Regions from separate parts of the Homo sapiens genome. Here region 2 is linked to region 1. A link is a contact called in ENCODE Hi-C or POLR2A ChIA-PET data. All regions are on one chromosome and are shown on one strand. The core of a region is the stretch at or near the end of the contact, and the rest is flanking DNA. Distances in the headings are between cores, read along the strand shown.

Region 1 (5,856 bases), core at 3,357-5,856:
TGCTATTCTGTTTGAATTTAAAAATTGGTCAAGACCCACCAAACTGATTTCCCCACCAAGGCAGTGACACACATTAGAATGACCTGGAGAATTTTAAAAGATACTGATGCCCAGGCCTCACCCTAGAGATTCTGAAGTGGTTTCAGGACTTTTTCTTAATTAAAAGATAAATAGAGATGAGGTCTCACTATGTTGCCCAGGCTGGTCTCAAACTCCTGGCCTCAAACGATTTCTCCCACCTTGGCCTCCCAAAGTGCTGGGATTAAAGACGTGTGCCAGGCTGGGCATGGTGGCTCACGCCTGTGATCCCAGCACTTTGGGGGGCTGAGGCAGGCGGATCACAAGGTCAGGAGATGAAGACCATCCTGGCTTGATCTGTAGATCAAGTGAAACCCCGTCTCTACTAAAAATACAAAAAAAAAAAAAAAAAAAAAATTAGCCAGGCGTGGTGGCAAGTGCCTGTAGTTCCAGCTACTCAGGAGGCTGAGGCAGGAGAATGGCGTGAACGCAGGAGGCGGAGCTTGCAGTGAGCCTAGATCGCGCCACTGCACTTCAGCCCAGGCAATAGAGCGAGGCTCCATCTCCAAAAAAAAAAAAAAAAAAAAAAGATGTGAGCCAGCCAGTTGCAGGATTTCTGGAAGCTCCCAGGTAATGCTATATACAACCAAAGTGAGAACCACTAACCTAACGTTGTCTCCCCAGCTTGGGGAACAGTGAAATGAGACTTAGAGCCAGGGTGATCCAGGAACATAGAGGGACACAGAAAGATACAAAGGCAGGTTCATTTTATTTATTTATTTATTTATTTATTTATTTATTTATTTAAATTTTTTGAGATGGAGTGTCCCTCTGTTGCCCGGGCTGGAGTGCAGTGGTGTGATCTTGGCTCACTGCAACCTCCGCCTCCTGGGTTCAAGTGATTCTCCTGCCTCAGCCTCCCAAGTAGCTGGGACTACAGGCACCTACCACCACGCCTGGCTAATTTTTGTATTTTTAGTAGAGACGGGGTTTCACCATTGGCCAGGGCGGTCTGAACTCCTGACCTTGTGATCTGCCTGTCTCGGCCTCCCAAAGTGCTGGGATTACAGGCGTGAGCCACCGTGCCTGGCCGATTTATTTATTTATTTATTTATTTATTTTGAGATGGAGTTTCGCTCTTGTTGCCCAGGTTGGAGTGCAATAGTGCAATGTCAGCTCACCGTAACTTCTGCCTCCTGGGTTTACAAGATTCTCCTGCCTCAGCCTACTGAGTAGCTGGGATTACAGGCATGTGCCACCACACCTGGCTAATTTTGTATTTTTAGTGGAGATGAGGTTTCTCCATGTTGGTCAGGCTGGTCTGGAACTCCCGACTTCAGGTGATCTGCCCGCCTCGGCCTCCCAAAGTGCTGGGATTACAGGCATGAGCCACCGCGCCCGGCCTATTTATTTTTTTGAGACAGTCTCACTCTGTTGCCTAGGCTGGAGTGCAGTGGCACAATCTTGGCTCACTGCAATCTCCACCTCTCAGGCTCAAGCGATGTTCCCACCTCAGCCCCCCAGGTAGCTGGGACTACTGGTGCATGCCACTACACCTGGCTAATGTTTGTATGTTTTTGTAGAGACGGGGTTTCGTGGTGTTGCCTAAGCTGGTCTCAAACTCCTGGGCTCAAGCATTCCTCCTGCCTTGGCTTCCCACAGTGCTGGGATTACAGGCGTGAGCCACTGCGTCCATCCAGATTCATGATATTTAGATGTTGAAATGTGGCTTTACAGACTCAGACAGCTCTCTGAGGCAAACAAAGAGGGAGATGCAGGTACCCTCAGCACAAGCCCCAAATTACCTGCAGGGGAGAGGCGGAAAATCAGACAATGTAGAAACCGGGAGAAGAAAGGTATGGACAGACCGATGCAGATAGGAGGGGAAGGAAATACCTGGAAATGAGATAGAGACCGGCTGGACAGACCCCGGGGACCCTGCAGGTCACCACACCCTTCTCTTTCAGCTCACCTGTTCTCCAGGACCAGCCCTGCTGGGGCCCAGGCCCAGGCTCTGAGAGGCCGTGTCCTAACCTGCCCTGGCCCCGGAGAAGCTACGTTGCCACCTGTCCCCCTTCCCTGGCCTGGTGGGGCCTGGCTTTGGGGCAAGACTGAGCCACGGGGGAAGGGGGAATCCCGTACCTGCTGCTGCTTCCTCTGTCTTGGCTAACGTCTGTCCCCCTGAACCCCTAACCATACCCCAAGAGCTCCCAAAGCCTGAGACCAGGGTCATTTGTCCCCAACTCCCCATCTGGCCCTGCTGTTGCTAGTACCTGTTATTTATTACCTGGAGGCCTGTCCAGCACCCACCCTACCCCCATAAAGCATTGTTTACACCTGTGTCTTGGCCTCCATTATTGTGAGATGGCAGGGAGATGGAAGAGGTCCCTGATGGAAGAATCATGTGTCATGGTGTTTGGGGGCCTTGTTTCTGTTTTTTTGTTGTTGTTGTTGAGATGGAGTTTCCTTCTTGTTGCCCAGGCTGGAGTGCAGTGGCGTGATCTTGGCTCACCACAACCTCCACCTCCCGGGTTCAAGCTATTCTCCTGCCTCAGCCTCCCGAGTAGCTGGGATTACAGGCATGTGCCACCACACTTGGCTAATTTTGTATTTTTAGTAGAGATGGAGTTTCTCCATGTTGGTCAAGGTTGGTCTCGAACTCCCAACCTCAGGTGATTCGCCCGCGCTGGCCTCCCAAAGTGCTGGAATTACAGGTGTGAGCCACTGGGCCTGGCCTTGGGGGCCTTGTTTCCTGATTGGACGTGGTGTGGGGTATACCAAGCATGATGACTCAGGTGCCTGTTGCGGAGGGAGGGAATTTGTTACTGTGTGGACAGTTTGTGACAATCTGTGTTCTAAGCTCACGTGTGTAAACACGCTGATGTCCCTGTGTTTGTGACATGTGTACATGTTTCCAGTACCTGCATATGGGATGATGTCTATAGGATATAATGTGTGCTGGTTGTGTGTGATGCTGACAGCCGTAACTGCTCTGTGGCCTTGGTCATTGTATTGGTGAGGCTGGTATTGTTTGGGACATCAAGGCCAGGGGATGGGAATTTGGACCTATAGGTGGGCCTCCGGTGTGTGCATGTCTGATGCCTGAGAGTCAGAGGCAGTGACTCACTACTGCGTGTGTGCCTGTGCATGTGTACCCCGAGGTCTGTGTGTGTTTTGGTGTGAATTTGGCTCCTTTTAAACACCCATGTGTGGCCAGGCGTGGTGGCTCATGCCTGTAATCCCAGCACTTCGGGAGGCCAAGGCAGATGGATCACTTGAGCCCAGGAGTTGGAGACTATAGCCTGGGCAACACAGAGAGACCCTATCTACAAAAATAAAAAACAGAAAAAGTTAGCCAGGTGTCGTGGTACACACCTGAAGTCCCAGCTATTCCGGAGGCTGAGGTGTGAGGATCACTTTAGTTGGGAGGTTGGGCCTGCAGTGAACTATGATCATGCCACAGCACTTCAGCCTGGGCAAAAGGGTAAGACCCCATCTCAAAAACAAAACTAAACTAGAAACACCCTTGTGTGGCCATGAACCCTGTGTGTGCCCTGAGGACTGCGGGCTTTTGTGCAATCCTCACGCATGTGTGGATACCAGTATGCATGCCCTTGTGCTCACGCGAACCGCCCTACGCCCTCAGGTGGCCTGCAGGGGACTGGTGCAGCCCCGAGGACACTCCCAGTTGCTCGTCGCCCTCCCATCTCCACGTCGGCCTTCACCGACCCGGCGGGAGCCTTGAGTCCCAGCTCTCCAGAGCAATGGTGGAGCGGGCAGGGCATTCAAAATGACCTTATCTCCTTAGTCTCCTAAAGTGTTCCCAGCTGGCCATGCAAATGTCTTCTCTGTGTAGCGTTCCGTGGATTTTTTTTTGTTTCATTTTTTAATTTTGTGTAAAGATAAGGTCTCACTCCGTTGCCCAGACTTTCCCTGGTTCTTTATTCTGATTCCCACAATCGTCCCGAGGGGGCAGGCCGGAGCGGGTCTTGAAAATACACATTTGCACATCCCTTCTAGTCCGCGTTCCCTTTTCTCAAGGGCAACCCGCACTTTTTTGCCTCCGTTATAAAAGATACTTATGTAAATTACTGACGTGCGAATTTACATACATTTCTCAACTAACTGCGTAGCCATTTCTCCGTCTCTCACCTCCGTTCCTGGACGGCGAGAAGGAGGAGGAGCTGACCATGTAAATGAAGTCACGCGCACCGCGCTGCCGAACTCGGTGCCCCGCGCTGGGCGGGGGGCGGGTAGGCCTGTCCATGTAAATCACATCATTTGCGTGCCCCGCCCCGCCGACGCCACTTGATTCCAACATGCAAGAAACGCCCCCTCCCAGACCCGGCCCCTCACACTGCGTTCCCCCTCCCGCGCAAAGGGGGCGGGGCGGAGGATGCAAATGAACCTCGTGTAGGCCACGGACCGCTGTTTCCTTTCTCCTTGGTAGGGGGGTTGTCCCGAACTTCCTCGCCCCGCTCCGCCCCGCCCCGCGCGGCTCGGGCCTGCGCAGGCGCCGTCCCCTCCGCGGGGCGCGGTCACGTGCCCACCGGGCGAGGCGGGGCGGGGCGTCGCGCGCGGTGGGGGCGGGGTATGGCGCGCTGTGCGGCGCAGGGCGGCTGGCACAAACGGCGGCGCCGGGGCCGGAGGAAAAAGCTCGGTGAGGAGGTCGCGGGGCGAGAAGGGAGCGGGAGGAGACTAAGCCGGAGCCGGGGCGCCGGCGCGAACCGGGCGGGGTGTGGGGGCGCGCGCCGGGGCCTGCCGGGGCGACCCCGGGAAGGGGGATGTGGGTGCGGCGCGGGGGAGGGGACGCGCGCCGGTTACGTTGGGTGCCGGCCGTTGTGGGGGTTGGGGTGGGGGCGGGGAGCGCGCGCCGGGCGGAGGCCGAGTGGAGGGGGAGGGGAGGGGGTCCGAGCGGCCCTTAGGCCCTGCCCCTGTCGCCTACTGCGCTCAGAAGGGGCCTCAGGGCCTGCCCCGGGTTGGGGGCGTTGGGGTGCCCTGGATGGGGGCACCTTTATCTCTCGTCCTGTCTCCGGGTGCGTGCACCCTCCTCCGTCCTTTCCTCTGTCGCCGCGGACCCTCTCCCCGAGGGCCCCTCCCGTCGGTCAGTCTCGGGACCTCCCTTCCGTCTGGGCGTGTGTCCGCCCCCGGCCGGCTTCCTCCCGTCGGGCTCGGGTCGACCCCACCGTCCCGCTCCGCCCCGGGTCCTCCCTCCCAGCTTCCCTCCGGTCTATTTTTCTGTCTCTGGGCCCCTCGTTCTCTTTGTTTTTGGACTCCCCAGTTTCCTCTGTCTTTTGACCCCCCCGCCCCCACCCTGACTCTCCCTGGAACCCCCACGTTTCTCGTTGTCTTTCTGGAACGCCGAGGCAGGTCCCTCCTATTTTCCAAACCCCCTCCTTTCCCACTCCTCCACACCACCCTTTTCTACTCCAGCCCTCCTTCTTCTGTCTTTGGTTACCGCGTCCCACAACCTGCACCACAGTCCTCTGTCTTAGGGTCATCTACCCAGCCCCTGGCCTCCAGCCTCTCCCTATCACTGCCTCTTATCTGTCAGCGGACTCCCGCACCTCCAGATTCTCAGGGTCCTCTCCCCGACTTGGCCTCAGGTTTTGGGGGGCCTCTATAGTCAAGTCTGTCCTGGTCGTCTTCCCCACTCCTGCCCATACCATCCCGGCTTTCCCCTGCCTGCCTGTCTCTAGTTTCTCTCACATCCCTTTTTTTTTTTCCTTTCTCTAGCCACCCTGAAGGGTCCCTTCCCAAGCCCTTAGGGACCGCAGAGGACTTGGGGACCAGCAAGCAACCCCCAGGGCACGAGAAGAGCTCTTGCTGTCTGCCCTG
Region 2 (5,856 bases), core at 1,293-3,792, 4.7 Mb after region 1:
TGCCACAGGCTTGCTGTGTAGCCCGGAGACAGGCCCTGCCCCTCTCTCAACCTGTGAAATTCAATGTTTTAAAAGTGCTTCTTCCTTTGTGCCCAGGGCTGGGCCAGGCTGTGCACTGGGAGGGAAGTGCTGGGTTCTCTGAGGTTTGTGAAATAGCTGGTAGCACCCTTCCCAGTGGGTGCTTAAGAGTTGGGGGCTGTAGCATCTGAAATACCCAAGTCAGTGCAGGCATAGTGGCTCATGCCTGTAATCCCAGCACTTTGGGAGACCGAGGCAGGCGGATCACCTGAGGTTGGGAGTTCGAAACCAGCCTGGCCAACATGGTGAAACCCCCATCTCTATTAAAAATACAAAAGTTAGGCCGGGCACAGTGGCTTACGCCTGTAATCCCAGCATTTAAGAAGGCCAAGGCGGGAGGATCACCTGAGTTTGGGAGTTTGAGAGCAGCCTGACCAATATGGAGAAACTCTGTCTCTACTAAAAATACAAAAAAACTAGCCAGGCATGGTGGCACATGCCTGTAATCCCAGCTACTCGGGAGGCTGAGGCAGGAGAAGCACTTCAACCCGGGAGGCGGAGGTTGCGGTGAGCCGAGATCGTGCCATTGCACTCCAGCCTGGGCAACAAGAGCAAAACTCTGTCTCAAAAAACAAAACAGAACAAAACAAAAATTAGCCAGGTGTGGTGGCGCACACCTGTAATCCCAGCTACTCGGGAGGCTGAGGCAGGAGAATCACTTGAACCCAGGAGATGTAGGCTGCAGTGAGCCGAGATTGTGGCACTGCACTCCAGCCTGGGCAACAGAGTGAGACTCTGTCAAAAAAAAAAAAAAAAAACGTCAGATTCATGAACCCCATTTGCTAAGAAGATTTGCTCAGGTAGTCACCTGTACCCCTGTGAGCCAAGATTGCAACAGTACATGCTAAGAGCAGTAAGAAGGAGATTGTAAAGCTTAGAAAGACCTGACAGGCCAGGCGCTGTGGCTCACGCCTGTAATCTCGACACTTCGGGAGGCCGAGGCAGGCGGATCACCAGGTCAGGAGTTCAAGACCATCCTGACCAATATGGTGAAACCCCGTCTGTACTAAACATATAAAAATTAGCTTGACGTGGTGGCCCGCGCCTGTAGTCCAGCAACTCGAGAGGCTAAGGTGAGGCGGAGGTTGCAGTGAGCCGAGATCGCCACTGCACTCCAGCCTGGCGGCAGAGCAAGACTCCGTCTCAAAAAAAAAAAAAAAAAAAAAAAAAAAAAGACCTGACAAGTGAAAGCTACTAATATTGCCATTATCATTTAAAAAAACCCCAGACACAGGTTTTTCAGGGAGTTTCATCCAACCAGGCAGGTCTCAGAAATCAGAAAAGAAATGGAAAGGGTAGGAAATCTGGAGTTTGACAATTCTGAGTTTGAATTTCTTGTGATGGGATCTTGGGCAAGTCATTTAACCTCCCTGAGTATCATTTTTTTCTTTTATAAAATGAAGATTTTTCTCTCTTAACCTTCCAGAGCTGTTTTAAGGATTACAAATCTTCTACTGAAAGGCGTAGCACAGGAGCTGTGCTTGGCAAGTGCCAAATACAAGGCATTAATTATTATTATTAGAATTAATAATAATATCCCCTCCCTCTTACACATTCTTTGTCTCCGGGTGGATTAAAAGGTGGAAGGAGAGGCTACCAACACCATCAGAAGAGAGGCTTCTCTCTAAGTTTCATTTCCCATCTCCTCCAAATCCGCATCCCTCCCAAACGCCGGACCTGTAAGGCCAGCAGGGTCCAAGACACACATCCTTTGCCCAGCGGGGAAGATTAAAGCTAAAGCTCAGAGAGGGAAAACATTTCCTAAGCTCGCACAGCGAATCAGGACAGAAACCAGGACGAGCCTCGGAATCCCTCCATTACCTCCACTTTCACCTGAGCATCACAGCCCGCTCGGGACTCAGTTTCCCCACCTACGTGACCACACCACACTAATCAGGGTCTCCTTTTGGAGATCTGCTCTTCTTCTCGAATGGGGGCGCTGCACCATCGGTAGAACAGGGTAGGTGGGGGCGCCAGAGGTGAAGGGGACCTGCAGGCTGGGGTCTTCCCCGCCCGGGTCAGCGGGGTCCCTGCGGGGCTAGTCTAAGCGCCTATTATTACCAGCCCCCGGGGCGGCGTTGCACTGCGCAGGCGCGGGCGGGGCGCGGGCGCGCGCGCGAGCGAGCGAGGGATTCCCTCTGACGTCATTGCTAGGATACCAAACAAACACTCCGCCGCGCCGGCCGAGCTCCTTATATGGCTAATTGCGTCACAGGAACTCCGGGAAGGCGGGGCCGGGATCCCCTCCCGCCGAGTGGCCCGGAACGCAACCCCCGAGACCCCCAGGGCCCCGAGGGTCATGCAAGTGACCAGATCGAGTCTAGAACAGACCTCTTGCTGGACAGTGCGGGACTCGATTTGGCGGGGCCGGAGATTTGGGGAAGTTTGTCCAGCAAGGGGCGGGTGACGTAAGCAGGGGGGCGGGTCCCGGGCATATAAATACAGGCTGGCGGGTCTGTGCTTCATTCATAAGACTCAGAGCTACGGCCACGGCAGGGACACGCGGAACCAAGACTTGGAAACTTGATTGTTGTGGTTCTTCTTGGGGGTTATGAAATTTCATTAATCTTTTTTTTTCCGGGGAGAAAGTTTTTGGAAAGATTCTTCCAGATATTTCTTCATTTTCTTTTGGAGGACCGACTTACTTTTTTTGGTCTTCTTTATTACTCCCCTCCCCCCGTGGGACCCGCCGGACGCGTGGAGGAGACCGTAGCTGAAGCTGATTCTGTACAGCGGGACAGCGCTTTCTGCCCCTGGGGGAGCAACCCCTCCCTCGCCCCTGGGTCCTACGGAGCCTGCACTTTCAAGAGGTACAGCGGCATCCTGTGGGGGCCTGGGCACCGCAGGAAGACTGCACAGAAACTTTGCCATTGTTGGAACGGGACGTTGCTCCTTCCCCGAGCTTCCCCGGACAGCGTACTTTGAGGACTCGCTCAGCTCACCGGGGACTCCCACGGCTCACCCCGGACTTGCACCTTACTTCCCCAACCCGGCCATAGCCTTGGCTTCCCGGCGACCTCAGCGTGGTCACAGGGGCCCCCCTGTGCCCAGGGAAATGTTTCAGGCTTTCCCCGGAGACTACGACTCCGGCTCCCGGTGCAGCTCCTCACCCTCTGCCGAGTCTCAATATCTGTCTTCGGTGGACTCCTTCGGCAGTCCACCCACCGCCGCCGCCTCCCAGGTAAGTTTTTGATAGTAGGGGTGCTGCTTTGTAGGTTTTATTTTTTAAGTCAAGGGTGAAAAGAATAAACCCCAACCCCCACAAAAAGGCGCATCAGAACCCTAGATCTGAGATGGAAAAGGCTCACAGCGCACTTTGCAAACTGCAAAGAGTCGGGAGATGTTTGCAATTGGTTGCGTGCGTGGAGCGCAAGGAGGGAACGCGGCAGGGAGGGTAGGCTTTGGGGCGAGGTGGGGGTGGGGTGGGTAATGCGCTGCTCAATGCAACGTGTATGCGGTAGCGGGGCTGAGAACTTTGAGCCGGCCCCGGGACTGCCCCCTGCTCGGGTCCCAGACCTGAAGCTAGCGCAGTTAGGCAGGTGGGGGAAATCCCGGGGAAGCTTCCAGCAGTCTCTTTTCCTTTCCTCCTCCTTCGGAGCGCCCACTTCGGTGCCGGGTCGCCCTCCACCCATCGGGAAGAGGGGCCTCGAACCCTCAGCCGCGCTGCCTCCGCCTCCTGCGCGGAGACGTAACGGGGGACCCGTGCGTAACGGCTGACGCGCTGGAATCCTCCGTCTGACGCGGGGCACGCACGGCGCGCGGCGCCCCCTTCGTCCGCCCCGCCCCTGACGTCCCGGGAGCGTTCTATTTTGGAACGCCGGGGCCACGTTGCTAAGGGAGGGGGCAGCCCGGCGTTTCGATTGGCCGCCGGGGCGCACGCCTTGGCCAATCAGCTTTCCCTTCCTATTTGTAGGGTGCATTTTCCTTCCCCCCTCTCTGTCCCCGGAACCCGTGGTTCCTTGGCGGCTGGGTCTCTTTTCGGCGCCTCTAGAGGCAGAGGGAGGGGATCCCTGTCGTGACAAGAGCGCCTGTCTGCGACCCAATGGATCTGCGAGGCCCTTGCGGGGATCTAGTCCCTGGGCTCTCAGGAGAAGGGGGTGTCTGCTTGTGTGCTGGCGTTTCTTGGAGAGATACGGTGGCTGTCACCCTCTTCTCCAGGCACACACAGACACATTCCCACTCCCTCTGCTCCTCATGCCCGGTTCCTCCGGTGTGTCCCAAGACAGGACTAGAACCGCGAACCGAAGGGCAACCAGCCAGGTGGTCTCCAGGAGCTCCGCCCCCTCTGGGTTCCCAGGACTCTGATTGGTCGGCGAGCCAGCCCTTCCCTCACCACGCCCCCCGAGAGAGTAGTTAAGCCTTCAGAGCAGTTCCAGGAGTCCATTTACGGGAGGGGGGAGATGAGCGCTGCTGAGGCTTGGGGGCTCAGGTCCCGCACCATTCCCCCTCCGCGACAATCTGAGAGAGCTCCAGTGGTTACTTTTATCTACCTGTCCGTTCACCCTAAACTGTCACTCGTCAGTCTCACTCTGAGAAGAGACAGTAACTTGAAACGTTGTTCTAAACTCCTAGGCCCGTCCCCCAAACACCCTTTTGACTGGGACCCCCGCCCCTGCATGGGACCTCGCGCAGAGGGGGGTGTGTATGTGTGTGAGTGTAGAGGAAGGCTTGGCCTAAGGCCTCTCCTTCTCCCTCCCCTTGCCTCTGGGGTGGGGGTGGGGTGTTGTGGCTGTGTGTGTGGCTGTGGCTCCGTCCCGGGGGTTCTGTCACCCGGCTGTGTCCAGCCTCCTCTCCACCCCCCATACCTAAGAGTCACCAACCCGGGGTGTGATTCACCACCCGCTGGAACCGTGCAACCTTTCCCCGAGGAAGAAGGAGGAGGTAGAAGCCAGTTGAGCAGAAATCCTCTCATTAACCACTGCGTCACGGTGTAGTGGAAGGGTGGGTGTTGTGGCTTTTTCCCTGTGACACACACATCCACACTCGCTCACCCTGTGCTCACTCACGGGGTCGGTGTGTGTTATGTGTGTTGGGTGTGTGTGTGTCGGTGTCTTTGTTTGTGTGTCTACGCCTGTGTGTGTATGTGTCACCCCGTAGGAGTGCGCCGGTCTCGGGGAAATGCCCGGTTCCTTCGTGCCCACGGTCACCGCGATCACAACCAGCCAGGACCTCCAGTGGCTTGTGCAACCCACCCTCATCTCTTCCATGGCCCAGTCCCAGGGGCAGCCACTGGCCTCCCAGCCCCCGGTCGTCGACCCCTACGACATGCCGGGAACCAGCTACTCCACACCAGGCATGAGTGGCTACAGCAGTGGCGGAGCGAGTGGCAGTGGTGGGCCTTCCACCAGCGGAACTACCAGTGGGCCTGGGCCTGCCCGCCCAGCCCGAGCCCGGCCTAGGAGACCCCGAGAGGAGACGGTGAGTAAGGGACATCAGAACTTGGCCTGGGTAGGGGGAAGCAAGAGAGGCAGGAAGTTTCTTATGAATGGAGGGGGGCTCCACTAAGGCCTCAGTGTTACAGAAACCCCAAGATCCTTGCTACACGAGCGAGGACCGGAGGCTTGTTTTTTGGCTCTTGGGGGTTCTGAAAGAAGTAGAGGTTCGGGATGGGTGGAGGAGTGCTGTATCCCCAAATCTCATGGCCTCTATCTCCCTGACTCAGCTCACCCCAGAGGAAGAGGAGAAGCGAAGGGTGCGCCGGGAACGAAATAAACTAGCAGCAGCTAAATGCAGGAACCGGCGGAGGGAGCTGACCGACCGACTCCAGGCGGTGAGGAC

The links. A loop is a pair of places that touch in the nucleus more often than their neighbours do. ChIA-PET counts read pairs that join two places held with the same protein, here RNA polymerase II (POLR2A). Pooled maps may share reads with other maps.
Region 2: a loop to region 1 is called in a pooled map, with 8 times the contacts of the local background. The contact joins the promoter of FOSB here to the promoter of EGLN2 in region 1. A Hi-C loop is called at or near these places in 1 of 50 pooled maps. POLR2A ChIA-PET finds 5 or more read pairs at or near these places in 2 of 52 experiments (HCT116 and OCI-LY7).

Annotation. Positions count from the first base shown.
Region 1 is chr19:40,794,585-40,800,440 of GRCh38, forward strand. EGLN2 (egl-9 family hypoxia inducible factor 2) reads left to right here and starts at 4,607. Exons shown (of 6, transcript NM_080732.4): 1 at 4,607-4,678; 2 at 5,755-5,856. RAB4B-EGLN2 (RAB4B-EGLN2 readthrough (NMD candidate)) reads left to right here. Exons shown (of 12, transcript NR_037791.1): 8 at 5,755-5,856. It overlaps RAB4B (RAB4B, member RAS oncogene family), which reads left to right. Exons shown (of 8, transcript NM_016154.5): 8 at 1,986-2,358. It overlaps MIA-RAB4B (MIA-RAB4B readthrough (NMD candidate)), which reads left to right. Exons shown (of 10, transcript NR_037775.1): 10 at 1,986-2,360. RefSeq lists silencers at 4,385-4,744, 4,895-4,944.
Region 2 is chr19:45,465,454-45,471,309 of GRCh38, forward strand. It overlaps FOSB (FosB proto-oncogene, AP-1 transcription factor subunit), which reads left to right and starts at 2,543. Exons shown (of 4, transcript NM_006732.3): 1 at 2,543-3,259; 2 at 5,176-5,496; 3 at 5,741-5,848. The coding sequence starts at 3,134. RefSeq lists enhancers at 1-236, 2,644-3,545, 4,591-4,640 and a silencer at 2,180-2,459.